2 separate regions of the Homo sapiens genome follow, and region 1 is linked to region 2. Evidence: chromatin contacts called from ENCODE POLR2A ChIA-PET data. All regions are on one chromosome and are shown on one strand. The core of a region is the stretch at or near the end of the contact, and the rest is flanking DNA. Distances in the headings are between cores, read along the strand shown.

Region 1 (4,450 bases), core at 1,207-3,706, 140 kb after region 2:
TCTCTCTTTGTGAGGAGGCTCACAGGATGGTCTCAGAAAGTTTCTTGGGCAAGCAAGGATGGAGGGCATCTCTGTTGCCCGATCCCAGGCAGCAGGTGGTGGAATAAGCCTTTGGTTCTGTCTTCCTCCCTTGCCTGTGGGGTGTGGGGTTCAACTCTGTGGGCAGCAGTAGCCTGGGCACATTCTCCTATCTGCCGTGACCACCCTGAGTTTCCATCTGAGAAGTGGGTGGGAGGGAGGAGGAGAGTGTGGAAGGCACAGGGCAGGCAGTGACCACAAACATGTCTGGGAAGCTCCTTGAGTTTGGGCCCTGCTGTGTGACCAGGCAGGGAGCAGTTGCCACTCAACATAAGGGCCCTGGAATTCTGGGCTGAAGGGACCTTGGAGGACATCTGGACAGAATGCCCTCTTGGGATGGGAGAAGCGTCCGCTTCCACACCCCCAGGGACAGGGAACTCACTTTCTGAGGTGAACTCCCATCCACTCACAGTAGCAGGCCCTGTGGCTTCTCCTTCCCAACCCACATTGGGTCAGATAAGGCACCAAAGGCCAGAAAGAACTCCAGCCATGGGGCTTAGAGCTTGTCCATTCTGCCTTCTGAGAAGGGCACGTGTGCCTGTCATCAGCCTCCTGTGGGTGAAACCAGGCATGTTCTGAAGGGGTGTGTGGGGGTGCGGGTCTATGAGCTGGGGCTGAGCCACTCTCCACAGGCTCACTGTGGGTGGCCTCTGTGTCTCCCTCTGTGATCAGGGTGGGCCAACTTGCCTGGGTGGATTTCTATTCCCTAACCCTAGGTCACCCTCCTGGTCTGGGTGATGTCTGCTCTGGCAGACCCGAGGGTGGCCCCTGTACCAGTTACTAGCCCCGAGGCTATTCTAGCAAGTCCCACTTTTGGTGGGGGTGAGGGGACAGGGTCTCCTGCTGCCTAGGCTGGAATGCAGTGATGTGAACATAGGTCAGTGTAGCCTCCACCCCCTGGGCTCAAGCGATCCTCCCACCGCAGCTTTGCAAGTAGCTGGGATTACAGGCACATGCCTCCACAGGGTCTCACTATGTTGCCCAGGCTGGTCTTGAACTCCTGGGCTCAAACAGTCCTCCCACCTTGACCTCCCAAAGTGCTGGGATTACAGACATGAGCCATGGTGCCTGGCCAAGTCCCACTTCTGACACCAATTCTAGAGAACAACACACTCACTGTTTTTCTCCTATTATACTCTCACAGCACAGAACACTCTGTGACCAGATGTGTGGGGGCCAAACACCAAGCAATTCTCTAGCAGACAGCAACTGGCTGTCCACACTTCAATTCAATTCTGATACTTTCTATGTGGAGTTAGAGTCAGATTTCATAGATGAAGAGCTCAGTCCCACAAGACTGCCCCACTTCAGATGCCAGTGGGAAGTCCCAAGCCACCCACACTTCTGACTGAACAGCTATGAAATGGGGTTCCCACTACCCCTCCTTGAGTTTGATTAACTTGCTAAGACAGCTCCCAGAATTCATAGAAATACTTGTATTGAGCAGCTGTTATAAAGGATACAGCTCAGGAATAGCCATGTGGAAAAGATTTAAAGGGCAAAGGATGGGGGTGGGGGTGGGCATAGACCTTCCATGTCCTCTCTGGGCGTGCCATGCTCCCAGCACTTGCATATCTTCACCAACCTGGGAACTCATCAAATCTCATTTAAGAGCTTTTATAGAGCATAATCTCTGTTCCCCTCTCCCCTTCCTAGAGGTGGGAGGGTGGGAAAATTCCAACCCTCTGAACACTTGGCCTTTCTAGAGGCCCATTCTGATGTTGTCCAGGACCCCTACCTGAGTGACCTCATTAGCATAAACTGAGATGTAGTCAAAGGAGTACATTATGAACACTCAGGAATTTCTGAGGGCTTTAGGAGCAGAGACACAATCTATTCTTGTGCCACACCCCCACACCAGTGAACCCTAAAGTAGCCCAGTCCTGTGGACTCCAGGGTGTCCCAGCCTCGCCCTCCTTCTTACCCTCTTGTGCAGAGGCAGTGCCGTGCCTGGTACGTGGCTTGCAGAATGTGGATGTCTTCGCGGGGGAGGTGGCCACGTTCTCCTGTGAGGTGTCTCACGCGGGTGGGCCGGAGGCCCGCTGGTGGCTGGATGGGACCCTGCTACAGGATGGCCCCCAGAGCGCCATCGCTGTGCGAGATGGGATCTTTCACTCCCTCATGCTCTCGGGCCTGGGGGTGGCCGACTCCGGCACTGTCATCTTCCGCGCAGGGCCCCTGGTCTCCACGGCCAAGTTGTTGATCAAAGGTATTGGCCGATGGGAACCTCTGCCATGCTGGCACTTTTGTATGCTTCCTGCGGGCTCCTGGGATCAGGAATTGGCCCCCAGGGCCACAGAGTGGGCACCACTCTATGCATGCTGTCTGCCTGCAGTGGCACAGGTGGGCATGGAGGGTGGATGAGAAGTCTGGGCTTAGGGAGTGGTATAGCTGGACACCAACCTGTGCCCTGCTGGCTACCACCTTGCTGGCCGCACGTGCCCAGCCATGAAACCCAGTCCCTTGTGAAGGCAAGAGCAGCCCCTGCTGAGCCTACCCCTGCTGTCACCTGCTTCCTCCGCTGTGGGCTCAGGCTGGGTTTCTGCCCTTCTGGGAAAGAGCTGGCCGTATGGGAGCCCCCTACCAGTGACTCACATGGTGCCTTTGTCCCCTGTGCGCCCTCAAAGAAAATGTGGAAGGTTCACCTGGGTCCTGGGGCAAACAGCCATTTATGGAGTAGGATTTGGACAGTGGAGATGGGACGGGGACCCCAAGAGAGATGGCAGAGTCCTTGCAGAAGGGGCGAGCTGGGCTGGGGCTCTGGCTCCTGAGCCAGGGCCAGAGGGCATGGGGTAGGGGGACTTTGGAGGGTGTGTGTCCCTGTTGGGGCCATGTGCCCAGGGCTAGAGGGAGGTAGGGGCAAAGGGGACCAGGAGGGGCCCCCCTGAAAAGAGACCAAGCCTGACAGTGCTATCTCCCATGGGTGGGGGTGAGGTGTGTCTGCAGTGGATAGCCCTGGGCTGTCGTGGTGGGCCCCCTTCCCTGGGCCATGTGCCAGATGGTCACTGCTCTGCCATTGCCTGCCACAGCTCTGCGCTTACTGCCGCTGAAGCCTCTAACACTGACAGCAGAGGGTGGGATGGCTGCGGTGGCTCAGCTCCGGGGGCTGACATGTGTCCGGCATGTTGGCCGACAGATCCCGTGGTGGAGGTGGTCAGTGCCATGCAGGACTTGGCCGTGGAGGAGGGTGGCTCGGCTGAGCTCCTCTGCCAGTATTCACGGCCCGTGCAGGCCACGTGGAAGATGGACGAGCGGGAGGTGCACACGGATGGGCACCGTGTCATCATAGAGCAGGACTGGAACGTGGCCAGGCTGACCTTCAGGCCGGCCTTGCCCTGTGACAGTGGCATCTATTCTTGTGAGGCTGCGGGCACCCGCGTAGTGGCCCTGCTGCAAGTGCAAGGTGAGGCCGCCTGGTGAGCAGCCCTAGGCCCGGGGCAGCTTTGGCACAGCTTGGGCTGTGCAGTGATAGTGGAATGGCAGGCAGTGTCCGGTGGCGCTGGGACACAGGTGGCTCGGACAGGTGGGAACAGGCCCCGTAGGTGGCAAGCTCGCTGCACCAGGAGCTGAGCTGTGAGTAGGCACGGCATGCACAGCTGCTGAACTTGTGGCTTCCATGAAGAATGTGTGGCCAAATTCAAGACTCCTACACGTGAACCCACAAGAGAATGAGAAAGGGAGGGGAGAGCGGAGGGCAGTGGATTAGGGAGGAGGTCTCTGGTTGTTGTGAGTCTGAGCATGGCATTCCAGGGACCAGGCAGCAGGTCTGGTAGCTCTGTTGGGGGGTGCAGAGAAAGGGGGATGTTCCCAGACCGTGAAGCTGCAGCAGGGCCATGGCGGGTAAAGCATGGCTCTGAGCCTCATGGCTGTGTTTGAGCCTGGTTGTGCGGTTGGCGAGTTTCTAGTCTTGTGAACACCTGTGAGGTTTCTCACCTGTGAGGTCAGAAGCCCAGTGCCAAAGTGGGCAGGGCATAGTGGTGGTGGTGGGGGGTGCTGGGTGACCACAGAGGCAAGCATGGGTGGCTCCACCCTGGACGCTGAGTGCCCACCTCCACATAGCTTCTGGGGAGGGGGCATTTTGTTTGGCTCTTTGTAGTTTTCAGGGCACTCCCAAGGGACGTGGGGACCCTGGAAGCGCGGGCATGGTCTGATCCTCCCTCTCCCCACAGCCAAGAACACGGTGGTGCGGGGGCTGGAGAATGTGGAGGCGCTGGAGGGCGGCGAGGCGCTGTTCGAGTGCCAGCTGTCCCAGCCCGAGGTGGCCGCCCACACCTGGCTGCTGGACGACGAACCCGTGCACACCTCGGAGAACGCCGAGGTGGTCTTCTTCGAGAACGGCCTGCGCCACCTGCTGCTGCTCAAAAACTTGCGG
Region 2 (4,608 bases), core at 684-3,183:
CATGGTCTGGAAGCGCCCAGCGCAGGATGGATTCCAGACCAGCATCCCTGCAACCTTTTCAGCCCCACTGGCTGCTGCTTTAAACTGGCATGGAGACATTTGATCAGCTTCCCAGCCAGTTTTCTCTCCAGCTCAGCCAGGAGTGGGTGCCTGTGGCCTGTGTCACCAAGAGCTGGTGTCTCCTGCATGAGGGGCATGCACCCCTGGAATGAGGGTCTGTGCCTCGAGCTCAAAGTGTCCCGGCTCTGTCATCTGCCTGAAGTTGCCTGGCTTTTCCAGTGGGGCCTCCTTGAGTGCTGCAGCATCTGGGAGCATCCTAGCCTGTCCCGTGGGTGTGGCTGGGTGAGGGCTAGGAGGTGAGCCAGGAAGGAAGCACTCCACTCCAGAGTGAGGTGCCGCCTGAGCCATCCTGTGCCCCCTCAGTGTCTTCAGGTCTCTGCAGGTGTCAGGATCTCAAAATACTTGGTTCAGATCAAACACATTTCGTGTTCTTCTGTGTCCTTTTTTTTTTTTTTTTTTTTTTTTGAGATGGAGTCTTGCTCTGTTGGCCAGGCTGGAGCTCAGTGGCACAATCTCTGCTCACTGCAACCTCTGCCTCCCAGGTTCCAGTGATTTTCCTGCCTCAGCCTCCTGGGTAGCTGGGACTACAGGCACATGCCCCATGCCCGGCTAATTTTTGTATTTTTAGTAGAGATGGGGTTTTACCATGTTGGCCAGGATGGTCTCAATTACAGGCATGAGCCACTGTGCCCAGCCTCTTCTGTGTCTTTAAAAAGGAAAGTGTCAGTCAACAAAAGAGCCCCTCTGTCATACAAACCAAATCAGTTTTCACCAAAATGTCCTTAGTCCTCTCAGAAAGGCCTGGCCTTTAGGACCTTGGAAGCAGGCCCTAAAGCGCATCGGCAGGGTCAGAGCTTTGTGTTCAGGAACACTGGGATCTGCTGAGAGCTGGTGTAGCCGCTCCAAAACTGCACACTGCTTTTCCTGTCTGCTTTAGTTTGTGTTGTAAAAACATAGGAAGTTCGTGTGTGTGTGTGTGTGTGTGAATTCAAGGCATAAGGTGCAGTTGTGTTATGTGGGTATAGTGCATGGTGGTGCAGTCTGGGCTTCTTACCCTCACACCTCCTGCCTCCCCTCGTTAGAGTCCCCCACATCCGCCTTCCACTTTCTGAGCCCACATTGCCTGTTGGGCAGCTCCTGGTTATGAGGCAGGACGTGTGGTGTTTGACTGTCTGTTTCTGAGCTGTTTTACTTAACACAGTGTATATGGTGCATCTTTAGGAAAGCATGCTTGTATTTTCCTTTCAAAGCCAGATATGGGCGGGTGTGGTGGCTCATGCCTGTGATCCCAGCACTTTGGGAGGCCGAGGCAGGAGGATTGCTTGAGCCCAGGAGTTTGAGAGCAGCCTGGGCAACATATCAAGACTCTGTCTCTTAAAAAAAAAAAAATTAGCCAGGCATGGTGGTCCACACCTGTGGTCCCACCTATTCGGGAGGCTGAAGTGCGAGGATCACTTGAGCCCAGGAGGTTGAGGCTGCAGTGAGCTGTGATTGTGCCACTGCACTCCAGCCTGGGCAACAGAGCAAGACCCTGTCTTAAAACAAAGAAAGAATAAAAAAGAAGAGAAGTTGCAGTTGGTAGTATTTCCAGAGCCCGGCAGACAGTGTAGAAACTGTGAGAAACCCACCTCCAAATCAGGCCTTAGATAGAAAACATCCTAAGAAGTATACGTTCATTGTAAAATCATTATCATCATCATCTTCTAATCCCCAAGGAGACAAGCTCCCTGTTCTGTGTTCTTGTATGAGGCGGTCAGTCAAGCGCAGCCCGAGAGGAGAGGCAGGAGCCTGGGAGAGCCTCTGCTAGACCTTTCCTGGCACTTCCCCAGGAAAGGCAAGGCAGGGCAGATGTGCGGCTGGCCAGCTGGAGTGATTTCCATGGGCTCCAAGCTGTAGGAGTGGTCCCTGGCTGCCAGAGTGCTCTGGCCAGATAGAGGTGGGCTCTGGACTGGTGAGGCTGCATTGCGGAGGCGCGCACACCCAGCTGGGCCCTTATCTGTAAGGACTGGCTGGCCTGGGAGGGGCAGTCTCCCAGCCAGAAGGTGGAATTTTTTTTTTTTTTTGAGATACCAAAACATCCTAAGGTACAGGAAAGAAATTGTCAACACACACACACAGTACCATAAACAAGGCCCAGCAGAAAGGCAGACAGAAGCACACACACCAATGTTCTGATCTTAGAGTAAGCAGACACATCACATGGAATGAGGATGTTTAATATATTTAAAGAAAACAATTTATGCACAGGAAGCAAGAGACTATAAAAATGACCAAGCAGATTTTAAAAAGAGAACTTGTTGAAATAAAAATAAAATACTCTAAAAAATATTCCATGATGTGTTTCCTGAAGAATCGGGAACTGTTTGAAGAAATGACCCAAAGTGCAGCACAGAAAGACAGAGCTGGAAAATATGAGATGGGATGAGACAAGAAGATGGAGAGTTTAGTATGACATCCGCAATTTACGAGTAATTCCAGAAGGAGGGGAAAGAGAATATGGGGTGGAGGCAAGTATTCAGAGAAATACGGCTGAGAACTTTCCCAAACCAACAGGAGCCCCTGCTCCTTAGGTTCAGGAACCAGCAGCTCCCAAGCAGCATAGTTAAAAAGCTCTACCCAAACAGTCACGTCTTGGTGAAAGTACAGAATCTCATGACAAAGAGATCTTAAGGCAGAAAAGAAAGAGATTATCTGGAAAGAAGAAAATAAGTAGTTGATTAAAAGCAACAGTGGAAGCCAGAAAGATAGTAAATAATATCTTCAAAGTCCTGGGAGAAAATAGTGATAGCCTAGAATTGTGTACCCAGAAAATCCGTCTTTCAAGAATGAGGGGCCAGGCGCAGTGGCTCACGTCTGTATTCCCAGCACTTTGGGAGGCCAAGGCAGGTGGATCACCTGAGGTCAGGAGTTCAAGACCAGCCTGATCAACATGGTGAAACCCTGTCTCTACTAAAAATATAAAAATTAGCTGGGTGTGGTGGCATATTCCTGTAATCCCAGCTACTCGGGAGGCTGAGGCAGGAGAATCACTTGAACCCAGGAGGCAGAGGTTGCAGTGAGCCAAGATTGTGCCATTGCACTCCAGCCTGGGCAATAGAATGAGACTCTGTCTCAAAAAAAAAAAAAAAAAAAAAAAAAAAAAGAGGGCTAAACGCATTTTCATACCACGAAACTGCCCTCACTCCGGAGTTTGCTGCCAGCAGAGCCTAGAGCGTCTAAGGCATGTCTGGGCTTCTGGCGAGGGATCCTGTGGGGAAGCTGGAGATGGAAGAAGGAGTGAATAGGCAGGAAGGTGGATTTGTGGGCATGTCTAAAACACCACATCTAGAAGCTTCTACTTAGAATGCCTACTTTTGGAGTTTATAAAAAAGATGCCACATGTTGAGTTGGGAGAGAGGTGCCCAAACCTACAGTGTTCTAAAGTCCCCCTACTGGTCGGAAGGAGGGCACGGACACTGACTTCAGCATCTGTTACAAGGCTTATCAGAGTTTTCAGATAATCTCTAAAAGAATGGAAATATATCTTCCAAACTATAGAGGGAAGACCATGGAATTTAAAAGCCAGTCCTTCAAGGAGAAATGAACAAACTCAAAATCGTAGTTGGGAGTGTTTTTTTTTTTTTTGAGACAGAGTCTCACTCTTGCCCAGGCTGGAGTGGAGTGGCATAAACACAGCTCACTACAGCCTCAACCTTCTGGGCTCAGATGATTCTCCTGCCTCAGCCTCCTGAGTAGCAGGAACTACAGGTGTGAGTCATCACACTCAGCTAATTTTTTTTTTTTTTTTTTACTTTTTGTAGAGATGGGGTTCTCACTGCATTGCCCAGGCTGGTCTTGAATTTCTGGGCTCAGGTGATCTTCCCACCTCAGCCTCCTGAGTAGCTGGGACCACAGGTGCATGCTAATTTTTAAAATTTTTTGTTTTTAAATGCTGGTCTTCAACTCTTGTCCCCAAGTAGCTGGGATTGGGGCATGAGGCACTGTGCTAACTTCATGTTGAAATTGAATTGCCATTCTAACAGTGTTAAGAGATGGGGCCTGTAAGAGGTGATTAGGCTGTGAGGGCTCCACTCTCCAAGGGCGGAGTTAATGTTATGAAAGGGTAAGTCCAGCCCGCTTGTGCCTCTCTTGCCCTCCAGTGTTCAAAGCACCATCTTGGAGGTGGAATTCCCAAGTCGGCCAGTTCCTGGATCTTGGACTGTCCGGTCTCCAGAACCGTGAGCCAATAAACCTCTGTTCCTTGTAAATGAGTCAGCCTCAGGTATTCTCTTGTAGCAGCACAAATGGAGGCAGACACTTCCTTCACCAATCTCATGGGAGGCCCACTCCTGTGAGCTGCCTCTAGTTCCCCAGGCCACAGACTCCATCAGGGCTCACCTGGAGCCGTCCCTGTCTCACCTGGAAGCTCTCCCACTCCTCTGGCCAGCCTGGGCATCTCCACCCAATATGAGTGATGGCGACTGATTCCCTTACTTTAGCAAGCTGGGAATAAGGAATGTTTGCCTGTTCTTATTCAGGGGTCTCTGCATCTCCACACTTGCACAGGTT

The links. ChIA-PET counts read pairs that join two places held with the same protein, here RNA polymerase II (POLR2A).
Region 1: POLR2A ChIA-PET joins it to region 2 with 10 read pairs in activated CD4-positive, alpha-beta T cell. The contact joins two enhancer-like sites. POLR2A ChIA-PET finds 5 or more read pairs at or near these places in 4 of 52 experiments (Caco-2, OCI-LY7, PC-9 and 1 more).

What each region holds. Positions count from the first base shown.
Region 1 is chr1:228,311,600-228,316,049 of GRCh38, forward strand. OBSCN (obscurin, cytoskeletal calmodulin and titin-interacting RhoGEF) reads left to right here. Exons shown (of 116, transcript NM_001386125.1): 61 at 4,248-4,450. Among named protein-coding and RNA genes, the nearest start is that of TRIM11-AS1, 80 kb to the right of the region's middle. RefSeq lists an enhancer at 3,720-4,450. Within about 2 kb of position 2,457, at least 4 of the 41 ENCODE cell types and tissues checked have a DNase peak (open chromatin) inside an H3K27ac peak, as active enhancers do.
Region 2 is chr1:228,176,983-228,181,590 of GRCh38, forward strand. It overlaps IBA57 (iron-sulfur cluster assembly factor IBA57), which reads left to right. Exons shown (of 3, transcript NM_001010867.4): 3 at 1-4,608. Among named protein-coding and RNA genes, the nearest start is that of IBA57, 13 kb to the left of the region's middle. RefSeq lists a silencer at 1,866-2,160. Within about 2 kb of position 1,934, at least 7 of the 41 ENCODE cell types and tissues checked have a DNase peak (open chromatin) inside an H3K27ac peak, as active enhancers do.